2 separate regions of the Mus musculus genome follow, and region 1 is linked to region 2. Evidence: chromatin loops called from intact Hi-C (ENCODE). Cell type or tissue: left cerebral cortex. All regions are shown on one strand. Links, peaks and the distances in the headings refer to the core of each region. The heading gives the core; the rest is flanking DNA.

What was found. Hi-C counts contacts between places; a loop is a spot of excess contacts. Peaks named below come from ENCODE experiments on the same cell type or tissue, not always from the same donor. Only the 100,000 strongest peaks of a DNase experiment are listed, where the experiment ranks them.
Region 1: a loop joins it to region 2, with 3 times the contacts of the local background. A loop is called at or near these places in 3 of 42 quality-filtered maps.

Annotation. Positions count from the first base shown.
Region 1 is chr9:48,068,237-48,071,157 of GRCm38, forward strand. No RefSeq gene overlaps it. Among named protein-coding and RNA genes, the nearest start is that of Gm40518, 89 kb to the right of the region's middle. In left cerebral cortex, for the core only: no CTCF peak of the experiment used is centred there; DNase peaks (open chromatin) are centred at 1,575 and 2,095; H3K27ac peaks cover 1,688 bases.
Region 2 is chr9:48,177,895-48,180,815 of GRCm38, forward strand. It overlaps a transcript of Nxpe4 not described here. Among named protein-coding and RNA genes, the nearest start is that of Gm40518, 21 kb to the left of the region's middle. In left cerebral cortex, for the core only: no CTCF peak of the experiment used is centred there; a DNase peak (open chromatin) is centred at 1,342.

The sequences.
Region 1 (2,921 bases), core at 282-2,781, 110 kb before region 2:
GGGACACAACAAAACCTAGTAAAACTGCCTCCCTCTGTGTTCATGGCCATGTGTCTAATTCCAGTGGCTGACAACTGCTTCCTGTCCTCGTTTACATCATCCGTTGGTCCTGACACCAGAGCCTGTGTTGTTCCCTGTGATAGCCTTTCTTCTCCTCATAGACACACATGCATCTCTCCTCTCAGGGAACAAGAGATCTGTCTCATTCTTTATCTTCATAATTCAAAAGGGGGAAATGGCAAGAAATGTGTTGTCTTTCTTGAAATGGATAATTTTGTTCTGACTTTCAGCTCGGTATGCATGTATGCACATCTATATGTAGAGATAGACTATGCATTTTATTAACATTAGGTGTATTATATTTGTCATATATCAGAACTAATGGGTTTTTCCACATATTTTCTCTGATAACTGTGCTTTCAAAACACACTTTTTAATTATTTAGTATTTTACCCATGCTATCTATATTACAACCTATTTCACTAGTACTCGGTTGTTAGAAATCTCTATTTTATGTGCTTCTTCTCACTCTCTCTCTCTCCGTCCCTCTCTCCCTCCCTCTCTCTAGCCTTCCTATGTAGTCTATCTACATGATGGTGATAAATGGCCCGTACATCTCCAGTTATCTTCTTTGTGAGCACTTCCTGTCATCTTTTGTGAATAAATTTCTAAACTTGGAATTCTCAGCTCAAAACTCAATAAACATTTTGAAATGTGATATAAATTGCCACCTAGAAATGTCTCAACTTGATTTTTTTTATATTCAAAATATAGACATAGGGAAGAACTTTTTAAAAAAGATTTATTTATTTATTTTGTGTATATCAGAACACTGTAGTTGTCTTCAGATGCACCAGAAGAGAGCATTGGATCCCATTACAGGTGGTTGTGACCCACCATGGAGTTGCTGGGAATTGAACTCAGGACCTCTGGAAGGGCAACCAGTGCTCTTAACCCCTGAGCCATCTCTCCAGCCCTGCAAGCTCTTTCTTAAAGTGACATCAATAGCACATACAATAATCATAAGAATTGATTAATGGGATTGCATAAAAATGAAAACACTTTTGCACTACAAATGAAACAATCAGCAGAGTGAAGAGACAGCTATCGAACAGGAAAAACTCTATCTGCCAACTACACACCGGAAGAGCAGCATCTAGATGTATAAAAAACTGCAGAAATTAAACAACAACAAAATCATCTCATTGACAAATAGACCAGTGGACTGAATAGACAAATCCCCACAGAAGAAGCACAAGGAGCCAACAAATACTTGGAAAGGTGTTTGAAAGCCTTCGTTATCAGGGGAATGCAAATTAAAACTACTTTTAGGTTCTACCTCACATTCATTTGTCAAAGTGGTCAGCATCAAGACAACAAATGGCAGCAAATGGTACCAAGGATGTGGGTAGAGATGAGGACTCCTGTGCTGCCAAAGTAGGAGCTGGTACAGCCACTGTAGATCCTGACAGAGATGCTTCCATGTGACCCAGCGACACCACTCCTGGGTATGTACCTAGCAGCCTCTGAATCAGCACGTCACAGAGACACTTGCACAACCATGCTTGTTACTATTCTACTCACAAAGAATTGAACCAGCCTAGAATCCCAGCAGCAGATGAATAGACAAAGGAAACATGGTCCATGTACACAATGGAATTTTATACAGCTGTAAAGAAAAGTGAGATAATTACATTTGCTAAAAAATGGATGCGATAAGCCAAGCTCAGGAAGACAAGTGCTGCGTGCTCTCCTTCCTCTGCCGAGCCTATATTTAAGTTTTATATATAGGAGTGTGTATCTGTGTGTGCTTATTTTTTAAAGTTATTGATCATTTACTGAATACAGGCATTATTAGCCTCTCGGGATTTGAAACTATGTAAAACGTATTGTGTTGTTGTTATGGGAGAACTTATAATTGGCCATTTGCTTTAACTAAATGGTAGGCTCCTGCCATCCTCCCCAAATGTCTGCTTGAATTTATAATTAGTAATATGCTGGATGAGATACTGGCTTTGCCTCTAAATATATTTCTCATCTGCATCTATGACACACAAAGAAGACCTTTCTAATTCTTGAAGCCAACCTCCAGCATCTTTGCGTATGTGCTAGTTTACAGAACACATAGGCATATGAAATGCCTCTATTTTTATCCTAAGCTTGTGCATTTGGAAGAAAGGAAGAGATGTTTACTTACAGATTAGAATATATATTAATTTGGTCTTAAAGGGGAAATGACTGCTTCGTTCATGCCCATGGTGGAGGATTGTACAGGAAATTCTAAATTCTGGCTCTGCAGGTCTGAGCTACATGCAGGTCAGTCTTTCTGGTGTTTTTTACTTTTCTATTTGCAGGAACTTTGATATCTGAGGCAGTGATGTCAGCCTTGGCCATATGATAGACTCAGGTCAATGAGATGTTATCACATAAGTTATTTTATACTTTACATATACTTTAAGAGCCAGCATTCAGTTGCGAAATTTCTCTTTCTTCTTCTGCCTCAGCATCAACACATCCTTGACCAGAGCTGCTGTTTCAGTGTGGGTCACTAAATAAAGAAGAATATAACATCCGTGTAGCATAGAAAGAAATAAGTTTATGAGGTGGAAGCCATTAAGGTTTTCAGATCATCTGCTACTTCAGTGTAATGCAGCCTGAGATGACTCTCCTCTACGTTAAGAACAGTATGGTTCTCTATGATAGGAGGCCCCTGTTCTCTCCTTAATCCAATTCATTCATTTGCATTTGTAACACGTGACTTTACTTTCATAGAATCAGCACATTGGACAGCAGTGTAATTTTTGGAGGGTCAAGTACAAGAAATATCTTACCTTTTTTTCTTCTTCTTCTTCTTCTTACAAATACTAGGACAGCATTTCATGCTGATAATCAAAATTTCTAGCTCTAATCTTTAATATCAA
Region 2 (2,921 bases), core at 157-2,656:
TGCTGAGGTTGAAAGCCTTGGCTTAACAGTGGTGAAAGGTGCTCCGAGGTCCCCTTTGCTAAGTACAGGTTCTCACTGTTGCTCTCCAAACAAACCTCTGGCACTTAATAAGATGTTTCATGACTCCCCCAAGCTAGTGGCCACTTGCTCATGGTGATAGTTGTTTGGGATGATGGTTAATAGGATTTGAGCACTTGCTGTGTGCCGAGCACTGTTCTTAGTGCCTTGCACGCACCACTCAGTCAGCGACTCCCAGTAAAGCTTCATTACTACCCTCACTGTACAAGAGAGAAACCTGCCTAAGGCTACAGAGCCGGTAGGGGCACAGCCAAGGCGCAACCCTTTGCCTCCATTTCCAATCTCTTTCCTCCAGCAGGAGGCCTGGTGAGTGGGAATGCTGCTCCCAGATGGAGAATGAGAGACATTAGTGACAGAAGGAAGCTGGCACACACCCGTGGCCACTCAGCAAAACCACTGTCATGGAATATTCAGTCTGTGGTCTTTCTAGTTCTTAATGCTGAATGTGGATTTATTCTCCTTTTTTATTGATAATCTAGTTATTTCAGATAAAGACTACTAGGGTGAGTGGGTTAAAAGGACGATCAAATATCAAGATGCCTGCCTTCAGGAATAGCACATTAGGGAACATATGCTTTCTTTCTGTAACTCAAAGGTTGCACCAAAGCTGAGAGACAACTAAGTTGGAAGACCCAGAGTTGAGAGAGAAATAAAATGTGTAGTTTGTCTCCACTCAAGGACCTTAGTACATACAGGACCCTTTATTAAGAGCTGGAAGGGACTCACCCATTAATGTGTTTGTAATTTGATTTTTCTCCTAGGCCAAGGTTTTTAGAGTTTCTCAACCTCATCATGAACATTTTAGTTCTATGTATTGAGCTTTCTTATGTGTTGCAGAAGAGTCTCCTTAGCCTGTGCCCAATAGATTCTGGTAGCCTTTCACCCAATCTAAGACCATTAGCAATGTCTCCAGACACTATCAAATGATCCTGGGAAATCAAAATTATTCCCAGTTGAGAAAAGCTGTTCTCTGTTTTTGTTGTTGTAGGTGGTGGTCATTTCATTTAGTTTTGTTATGTATCTTAGGCTGGTCTTGGTCTCTCTGTGTACTTCAGGCAGACCTCAACTCATAGCAATCCTCCTGCCTCCACTTCCTAAGCACAGGATTTACAAGGGTGAGCCACTGCGTCCACATGTTGTTCAAGGCTGAGTCCCTGGGGTCAGAGCTTAAGTGTGCTCAGCTCATTGTGTATGGTAGAGCTTGCATGGGAATAAAAGTCCATGAGTGTCTGCATTGAAGACTGACTCTTTTTTGGTAAGAAAATTTAGAATTTCAGGGAAAATGCTGGAGAGACAAATAGAGAAGAGGAGACAGTGAGGAATGAGGAGGAGGAGCAGGAGCAAGAGAAAGAGGAGGAGGAGAAAGAAGAGGAAGAAGAGGAGTTAGGAGGAGGAGGAGGAGGAGGAGGAGGAGGAGGCGGCTGTTTCTAGATCTCAGTGATGCCCGTCCTAACCATCCTGGGCTGGAGCCTGGCAGTGGGTATGAAAAGAACTCTGGAGCCCAGGGTGAAGCTTCAGGTGACTTTACCTCTGTTTGAATCAGAAAACTCACACTGTTTTTGCATTTTTGCTGCTTAGAGGGAACTAGGGTTATCTTTGTAATGTGAATATGTGGGTACGCATGCGCGTGAGTATAATTACCCATCACTGATTAATCTTCAGACTGAGTCAAGCATTCACTGCAAATCCTTGAAACAAACAAGTCTATTTATATTTTAATTTTTTTTTTTTTGGATTTAAGGTTGATTTGTCTTTCTTCTGCATATGTATGAAGTCGTTGATCCCATGGTAACCTTTTCATTACCTCTTTTGGATCAGAAGGAAGAGAGAGGGGGACAGAGAAACTGGCTCTGTCCCTTCCCTTCCCTTCCCCAGATGCCATGGTACTCCCTGTAGTTCTAGAGGACAGTGAGGACATCGAGAGAACAGAGGCAGCTTTTTTCAATTAAGGTGTAATTAATTAATTGGACCCCCTGCCCATGGCTGTCATTCTTCTTTAAGGTGACCTCCGCTCTAGCTGAGATCTGACATTGGTCCTGGATTCCTTTCGCCTCCTTGTTATCACCTCCTTCAATCTTACTCTGTCTTTATTAAGCCCCTATTTCTCCCAAAGGCCCTAATTTCTTCTTAAGTAGTTGAAACCTTTCTATAAAATTGATCAGTGCGTTTGAGTTATCGGAGAAACACTGCGGTCTTCTTTGCTTGAGTGTGTAGTTCACAGATAGGAACACAGCAAATATGTGGTCAAGGGTAACTTGGTGTGAGGTAGGCAAGAGGATCGATAGCCCAGCCCCCATACTGAAACCCCAGTGTGCATCCATGAGCAAGCATCAAAATGGCGACATATTTAAGCAACTGGATCCAGTCGCTTGGGTCTATGCCAGACACTGCTTAGATTGAATGCTTTGATCAATGGGAGATAATTTTTCAACAAATAATCTCATCAACTGATCTCTGTGCAGGAATATGCTTCTGAATCCATCAGTGTTGATTTTGGCCATGTGGCTGATTTGTCTTGGCCTCAAGGTTTAAAAGGAGAGTACTTTCTTGTTTCTCGCTGTGGCAAGTGGGCTATTTATAGTTGTGATGCTTGCAGATGCTAGATAACGCCTATCACTGAAGAGCACACCCTTTGGGAAATTGTTCATTTAAGAAACGTGAAGAGACACATTGTCTCTGGGCCAGACCAACTCAGACAAGTATATCTATATCGGCAGAGTTCTAGCTGACCATCAGACTTCTAAGAAAAACAAAGAAACAAAACAAAACAAACAAACAAACAAAAAACAAAACAAGGAATTCTTGTGGTTTTATGAAAGCTCGTTGGGCACACAGAATTCAGG